2 separate regions of the Homo sapiens genome follow, and region 2 is linked to region 1. Evidence: read pairs that join two places in POLR2A ChIA-PET (ENCODE). Cell type or tissue: PC-9. All regions are shown on one strand. Each heading gives the region's core, and the rest is flanking DNA. Links, peaks and the distances in the headings are about the cores only.

The links. Peaks named below come from ENCODE experiments on the same cell type or tissue, not always from the same donor. Only the 100,000 strongest peaks of a DNase experiment are listed, where the experiment ranks them.
Region 2: POLR2A ChIA-PET joins it to region 1 with 11 read pairs; 1 of 35 experiments calls an interaction of 5 or more read pairs at or near these places.

What each region holds. Positions count from the first base shown.
Region 1 is chr6:131,952,716-131,957,113 of GRCh38, forward strand. The region is part of intron 2 of CCN2-AS1 (CCN2 antisense RNA 1); the gene reads left to right. Among named protein-coding and RNA genes, the nearest start is that of CCN2, 3.5 kb to the left of the region's middle. In PC-9, for the core only: no CTCF peak of the experiment used is centred there; no DNase peak of the experiment used is centred there; H3K27ac peaks cover 471 bases.
Region 2 is chr6:131,398,157-131,402,554 of GRCh38, forward strand. All of the region lies in intron 3 of LOC105378005 (a long non-coding RNA gene), which reads right to left. Among named protein-coding and RNA genes, the nearest start is that of ARG1, 170 kb to the right of the region's middle. In PC-9, for the core only: no CTCF peak of the experiment used is centred there; a DNase peak (open chromatin) is centred at 2,485.

The DNA.
Region 1 (4,398 bases), core at 326-4,325:
AAGAGAGTGATTCTAGGGCCATACCATTTTTGTATTCTGTAATGCCGCATCATTTGACATTGGTGTTACCAATGAGTAGATTCCTTTAAGTTGTTGATGCTTCAGAGCATGGGTTCAAGATAAGCATATCTGTTTGTGGTGCAAAGATCGGCTTTAGAAACAATGCATTATAGATTTATCATTTGAAAACAGCCTGTTTAAACTGATCAAATTTTTAAAGTTTCAGTACAGTCTGTTGAAAAATAGCCAAGAAGAAATATAACCACTCCAACTTCAGCATAGAGCATATCATCTGTGCACGATTACCTCGTTAAGCCAGCCACATGTTATAGAGTGTAGTTGCATGTCAATAGTGTGAATGGCCAGCAAAGGGGTGGGGGTGCCCTCTGAAGCTCAGGAAGAATTTTCGTCATTGTTATTTAATGTCCTTTCCAAGCATTCCTCAAAAAGAAGAGGCCTAAGAGTTCCTATTTAAAGAAGGAACATTCCAAGTTAACTTAATAGCCACATGTGTATTAAAGGCAACTTGGCCCTCAACTTTTTCTTCCCTTGTGGATGATTTTAAAAGTCCAAAATATGTGGGAAGCCACAGTGAAACCTTTCAAGACCTAAACCCCCAATTACATCTACCTCTAATGGTTGGAAAGGTGTGGTGGCTGGGGAAGGGTAGGGATGTGCAGTGCGAGTCTCACCTAAGGTGGGATGTGGGCTTGGTGGTGAGCTCTCCTAGCTTGCAGAGTGAGGTAGGTGGGAGAAGGGTTGGGGAATTTCTGAATCCTCAGGAGAGTCTGAAAGCTACCACCATCTTCATGCCTGCAGCAGGGAGACTCATTCATGGAGGGGATAAATTGTTGTACTGGGTTATAGTTAGATGGCCTAGGTTGTATTCTTGGAACTGCCTTTCGCAGATCTCAGGGAAGTCACACGTAGGAGCCATATTCCCATTTCTGTTTAAAAAATGAAAGTAATCATAATTTTTTTAATTTAATAGGGTTCAGTGAGGGCTGAGTAGATGAAAATTCCAGGGAATTGGTGCTTTATTTTTTTCAGATTTTCTTGATTTTTTTTCAATCTCTGTGTATAATAAGTATATTACCATTCTGCTCTGTTGTTAAAAATGTCAAAAGAAAGAATTTGGTTTTACTATAAAATTCTCATAGTCCCTCGAAGTCTCAAAAAAATCTATAGTCAGTTCCAAATAGATGATTTTAATGTTGCTTAAGAGGAAATAAGCATATTGAAATATATAGAACATATGAAATCTCAGGAAAGAAAAAGTTTCTGTGCATTATCAGGTTAGATTGAGGCTTTATGATCAAAACTCTTTTTGAAGGAGTTAAAAGACTATTATTAAGAGAGTGACACAGAGACAGACAGACACATACATGCACACACACCCAGAGAGAGAGAGAATGAGAGAAGACACCCAAGACATTCACAGACTCAGAAGTATGTTTTTATTGTGATATGGACCATCAAATGCCAGGAAACTCAAAGGGAAAGGCTGATACTCCATCCATAATTCATGCCATGGGATCTGAATTCTTGCACTATTATCAATGACTCAGCAAATGTTTGTGTGTGCCTGGGCGGTAAAGTGGGAAATAGTGGCTTCTTATAACTTCATCCAACTTTGACTTACCCCAGCCCCTTTGATTGACAGCAGGTCAGAGTTGGGAGAAAAAGATCTTTGAATTTGTGTGCAAAATGGTTAAGATGCACTAATTTTGACTTGTAAGCAAGTATTTATCTAGCAAATGCTTTTTAGAGAGCATTTTTTCCTCGTGGTAAAATGAGGAATTAACTAAGCTGGCCACTGAGTCCTGTTTACCAAGCTATATAAGGTATGTGTGTGTGTCTACTAGGGCATCATTTGTACTGGTCGTTTGGTTAAGTCTTGTAAGATGTTCAGCTGTGGATGTATTACATTCCTTCCCTTAAGTTTTTTGTTGTTTTTTCCTCCCTAAAAAAAAAAGGTTTCTTGATCAGGTATCAGACACAGAGAAAACCTGGCAGGACTACAGAAAAGTGGCCAGAGTTGGAGTGTTTGTGTACTTAAAGAAGGAATCTTGCACATTTTCAACTTTTAGTTGTAGACATTTTCTTATAAGAGCAAGTAGGAGTCAGTGCCAGCCCTCAAAGCGGAAATCAAAGCTCCCAGGGAAACATGCCGGAGGAATGTGACTCAGAGCCAAGACCCATACGCAATGCATACACGGAGCTGTCAGACTTATAGGAGGAAGTCTGGCCGTATATGGGCATCTGGACAGTGAGCGATTTGTCCTTATGGTGGGTCAGGGGGAGGTTTCTGATGTTTCTAGCGTGCCTCAAATTCAATCATGTAAATTAATTCTACAAAAAAAAATGGTATCCCAGAAGCCTTTTGTAAAATAGTAATAAATATTATTCTGAAATCTTCAGGGACCCTGGTTTGGCTGACATGACCTCCTGTTTGCTTAAGATGAAGGTTAAGGAGAGGGCGTACTTGCTGGGAGTTCATGGCGGGGAAGATAAACGCGGATGTTTACTATCTAAATTACATTCATTACCTTCATGCCTTTTCCTCCTTATAATTAGTTCTCTGACTTTCTTAGGATATTTTCTAATGCAAAGGTATTTGTCAGAAGGCAGTCAAGGCCGTTGCATGTGGTTTGTGTTTTATGTTTGCCTGTTCCTCGCTTGTCCATAGAGTTGGAGGCCAGAGGGGTGAGAAAGGAAGTTTTGTTTTGTAAGATGATATCCCTTCAACTTACTGTTTGTTTCACTTATTTTGTTAATTTGACTCTTTTTTTTTTTAAAGTAGTTTACTTAGAATCCTGTGTTGCCTCTAGTCAGCTTTTGTTCATCTAAGATAGTGTCAGATGAGGATGCTGCTAGGTAGGAATGAGCCTGGTGGTCTCTTACACTGTCCTCGACAGGTTAGAATCTCAAATTCATCACCGTTTAGCAACCAGGAGTATTTACAGCCCCTTGCTTCATCAGGGCTAAATGTGAAGCATCCCCTTGGTGATACTTAAGGTGATATTTAAGTGAGTGGGAATGAAAAACAGAGGAAATAAGCATTTCTTAAGATGTGTGATTTGGGGACACCCAATCAATAGGTTTAGGAGGAAGAGAGAATTGGGACTAGCTATCTTATCTCAAATAATAGAAGTAAGTGAAAGGATAAATATTTTGAAAGGACTAGTGTGAAATATACATGAATGTATTCCTAGGGATTCTGCTGCGGGGTGGGAAAGGGGTGCAGATTAAGCCAGACCCCATCATTCATCCCTGGAAATGTGCTCCCACCTCTAGCCAAGAGGCCTGAGGTCCCTTCTCACAACTTCAAACTCCCTGGAATACCATTAGGTGGAGCCTAGGGGACTGGCTAGGAGGTGAAGGTGTGAGCTCCATACCTGCCATTTGCTTGCCAGTGACCTCAGGGAAGACACCTACTCTCTCTGAGCCTGAAATTTCCCACCTGTTCACAGTTAATGTGCAGCTCAAGGAGACAATATTTATGAAAGCACTTTCATAAAGGTATTAGAGTTTTAAAATTGCCCTTCTCTTCCATTCTTCAGTGGCTCTCAAAACTAAGCCCAACTCAGATTGACTGTAAAAGCCTGTCACAGTTTGATTTTATAACAGTGTCCAGCTCTGCATGGGTTTTAGAGTGTTAAAACTAGGTGAGAGCTCAGAGAAAATCAAATCCTACCTCTTATTTATTTATTTATTTTATTAGATTAGATATTCAGGATTGATAGAGACATTTAACAAATGAAAACTTTTTTTCTTTTTGAAATAGGGTCTGGCTCTGTCTCCCAGGGTGGAATGTAGTGCCATGATCTTGGCTCACTGCAACCTCTGCCTCCTGGGCTCAAGTGATCTTCCTGCCTCAGCCTCCCAAGTAGCTGGGATAGCTGGGACTACAGGTGTGCACCACCATATCCAGCTAATTAAAAGAATTTTTTTTTTTTTTTTTGTAGAGATGGGGTTTTGCCATGTTGCCCAGGCTGGTCTCGAACTCCTGAGCTCAAGAGATCAGCCCATCTCAGCCTCCCAAAGTGCTGGGATTACAGGCGTAAGCCCCTGCGCCGGGCCACAGATGAAACTTTTAAATTTGTCTTATGCTTCTTATATACCTTATATTGTCACTTCGATGATAATGTGGGCATGCATTTTAATCATAGTTTTCAGGATACCTAAAACAAAATTCTATGCTCAGCTTATTTTTGTCACCTGATAGCATCTACTCCCTTCATCTTCATTATATGTTCATAGTTTTCATTGATTTGTGGAGGATGGGGAGAGTTAGGGAGTTCCTAACAGTCTTCCTTTCTTCAGTGAAAAATGTGTAACTTATCACTAATAAGAATATGGTATGCAAATGATAAAGAAACAACCAAAAAATTATGA
Region 2 (4,398 bases), core at 165-4,164, 550 kb before region 1:
TTCAAAAATTATAGCTTTTGTTTTGAAAACATTGAGCTCCAGTTCTTATTTCTGATAGTACTATAAATAGACAGCAAGGCCAGGCTCTGTTATAATTACTGTTGTGAGGCCATGAATCACGTTGCCTGCGCATGGAGGAATGCTTATTGTTTTCTTCTTTATGCATTCAATTTACCCAAAAGTAATCTGAAACTCTTTGTGTGCAGGGGGTCAGGGCATGCCCCTTATAATTCCAGTAAGCACTGTTATCAGACCCATATAAACAAGGTTCCCACAGACCCTCACACGTTTAATGATAAGGAGCTAGTTCTCTATTAAAATCAATAGCTGGGGTTATGTTTTGAATTCAAAGAGCTTAGCTCATACTTGGTACCAGTCCATGGCATCAAAAGATGAGTAAAGATCAGTAAAACTGTTGACGACCTTGATTCATTCACTTTGCCCTTAGAAATTTTTTCCATGGGGTGCCACTAACAGGAGAGTAGCCCACCACTATTTGCCTTAGAAGCCCAGATTCATATTTCATTAAGAAGGAAATTGATATAGACTTTACACAGAATATCCAATAAGCTATTGGTTAAAATATGGGAGCAGTAGAGGTTTACCTTTTTATTAAAAAAAAAATAGGATAGCTATGTGTAAAAGCAAATAATGGTATTAGGGAGTATAGGTGTAAACAAAATGGGAAAGCTGTAGTGTTCTTCAAAAGATTTAGGGGCAGGAGGCCGGGCACGGTGGCTCATGCCTGTAATCCAGCACTTTGGGAGGCCAAGGGGGGCGGCTCACCTGGGGTCAGGAGTTCAAGACAAGCCTGGCCAACATGGTGAAACCCTATCTCTACTTCAAATACAAAAATTAGCTGGGTGTGGTGGCAGGCGCCTGTAATCCCAGCTGCGCAGGAGGCTGAGGCAGGAGAATTGCTAGAACCTGGGAGGCCGAGGGGGCAGTGAGCCAAGATTGCGCCATTGCACTCTAGCCTGGGGGACAAGAGCGAGACTTTTTCTGAAAAAAAAAGAAAAAAAGAAGAAAAAAGATTTAGGGGCAGGAAATATTCCCTGGGTACTTTACCTTTCTAGAGGTTTTTATTCTACCTTGGGTGAATTTCTGAATCTAGTCACAAAGAAATGTTGGATTTTTAAGAAGTTAATTTTTAGCATTTCATGAATTTTAGACAAGCACATTTATCAAATGGCATTTCCATTTTTGATCTATGTCCTTCAGTTGAGTCAGTATGGGATTTTAACCTGACAAAAGCTGAAAGTATTTTACAAACTTTGAATGTGTAGTAACTGGTAGAGCAAGGACCACATTAATTCTTGATGAAAGAAGAATTTCAGCCAAATTAAATTTAAAGGAGTTTAATTTGAGCAATGAACGATTTGTGAATTGGGCAGCCCCCAGAATCAGCAGATTCACAGAGGCTCCAGCGTAGTCACATGGTGGAAGAAGATTTATAGACAAGAAAAAGGGAAATGACATACAGAAATTGGAAGTGAAGTACAGAATGGCTGCGTTGTTTACAGCTCGGTGTATGCCTTATTTGAACACAGTTTGAATGCTCAGCAGTGTATGAATTGAAGTATGGCCACTGGGATTGGCCAAGACATAGCTATTGTTACAGCATACCACTAAGTTAGCTTTTCAATTTTGTCTGCCTATTAAGCTAGGTTACAGTTCATCCACCAGGACTCAAATACAGAAGTACAGAGTCCTTCTCAGGCCATATTTAGGTTGCTTTAACATTCTCAGCATCATGAAGGCCAATGGTTGCTGATGGCTCTCTATGGGCCTGGCACAAAGCTGAGTCCTTTATATGTTTCTCCTATTCAATCTTCAGAGCACTTTGAGGTCGGTGCCACCATTATCCCCATTTTGCAATGAAGCTTAGAGCCTTAGAGGTTAAAGATTACATTGCTGTATCCAGAGCCTGACTTTTTTCACCGGCACTATAAATAAACAAATACACAATGTAAGTCTGTGTAATATAACAGATATACAGAGGATGTGGAGAAATTTAGTTTCTACCAGTCCTATTAGTAGCATAGTTGATTCCTTCCAATGAAACCACCTTTGCAAAAATTATGACTGAGAGAGAAATTTGACATAGCTGACTCCATCCTGCTTCTAACCTCAGAAGCTGTCTTTGCTCATTCCTGGGTTTAGGCCAAGCTAACTATGGAGAAATTTAGCTTGTAGTTTAACTTTGAAGCAAGGATGATAATAGTCCCTCCCCAAACTGACCCCCTCTGGGGACTGAAACTGCCTTTGTAAGACTAATGAAAGGCCACAAGTTTAGGATTATGGAAAGGGCTGAATTCTGCTAAAATGTAGGCTAGTTAAATGATAACCAGCCATTATCCCCTAGATTGCTTTTCTATAATAGCTTACTGCTCAGTCATGTACCCAGAGGTAACATGATCTGTAACTTTCCCAATTGCTCCTGCAGATAACATCTCTATTGTCAAAACCTAAAGATTGGTCTTTGAGATGTTTTTCAGATTTTTCCATTCTGGCAGACCAACTGACACCACCCAGACCTATGACTCATACCCAGAAACTGACTCAGCATGGGAAGACAGCTTGGACACTCCTATTTCATCCCCAACCACTTAGCAGCATTCTCTAACCTACTGCCCACCAAATTATCTTTAAGAACTCTAGGCTCTGATCTCTTGAGGGGGTGGATTTGAGAAAAATCTCCTGTCCTGTTGCTGGGCTACCTTGTGATAATTAAACTCTTTCTCTGCTGTAACACTGCTGTCTCAGTTTTTATCTGTGCAGTGAATTGGTTTTATCTGTACAGTGTGCAAGAAGAATCCACTGGGCTTCCACCACTGAGATCAAAGGTGGGAGGAATGGTTTGGAAGATGTGGCACTGACTTCCTCTTTCTCTTCGAGGTTTCCTCTCTATATCTGAACCTGAGCAATTCAGTGGCCATTCAGCTCACTGTGGAGCACTACCTAGGTCCTCATGAATGATTACCATCCCTTCATAGATCTATCTGTTTATTGCCCCACCATTCAATTCAACAAACACATATTGAATTCCCACTGTAGTTGCAAGGATAAGAAAGATAGACAAGGCAGGATACCTCTCTAGTTGGGGAAATATGAGGTGTCAGCAAATGATTACAGTATTGTTCACTAAGTGGTTCATTAGAATAACAATCCACTGGTAGCAGTGCTCTCTCCTGAACATACGGAGCTTGCCTTTGGGGCTTGTATGTGCCTTGTGATAGATCTTGCTTGAAGTATTTATATTTCCAAATGTGTGAATCATTTATTCTCTTAGGCACTGTAAACTCCATCTTAAACAAAATTTGCTTTACTCCAGAAGATGCTTTCTCAAAGCTAAGCTAAGCATCGTCACAGACTAATGTGGCATTGTATTTGCAGATACTTACAGCAAAGTCTAGAAAAGAAAAGAATTTACTCCAACATTTTAAAAAGTACATAAACGAATGGCTTCAGCTTTTGATATTTGTCATACTTACAACATAAAAACACTACCTCAAATCTAAAATATTATTCAATTCAAAAGAGAAAACTATATCAACTTGCACTAAATTACAATTCCTAACTAATGCAATAATTTCATTGTGTGTGCAAGAGAATGAATATATTGAATATTCTTGTTTTAAGAAAGACTGTATTTATAAGTGATATTTTATAAACAGTAGTAGTTTAAGAATTTTCACCATTAGACAGCTAAAAATTCCAGATCCTTAGGAATTAGTAATTTCATGTCTATGAACTTGTCCTAAGGAAATATGTATGGGCACAAAAATAAGTCTAAGCATGTTCAACATAGTATTATTTATATAATACTAGAAAAACATTGGGGTAAAAACTAAATCATAAACAAGAGGAGAATAGACTGTTAAGCACACATATTAAATATTTTCACAAATAGTTAATGATATGGGAAAATGTTAATGTTAAGTTAAAAAGAAAAAGACTTGCAGACAGACATGATAGTGATCTCAATTCTGTAATAACCATGCCACAACTCCCAGGAGATGCTCCCCTCAGCAGCCATATTTGTTTTCTGGGACCCAATAAATTTAGGAGTGGGATTGAGATTGAATAACATTCTTCTCTGCTGGCCACACATATGCTCATATGCATATGGAGGTGGGGAGAGATAGAGAGAGAGAGAGACAAGAAAGAGAGAGAGAAGGGGTAGATGCCTGGATTTCTGATAGCTTCAAATACTATATCCAGGCTTTTTCAGGTACCACTTTAATTTTTTCCCTTTCCACTTAAGCTGATGTCATTACATTAAAAAATTATAACATTACAATCAGATAAGTGCAGAAAACATGGACCTTTTCATCTTTAAAATATGTCAGGCCTCTGGGATTAAGAAAATGTGGCACATATACACCATGGAATACT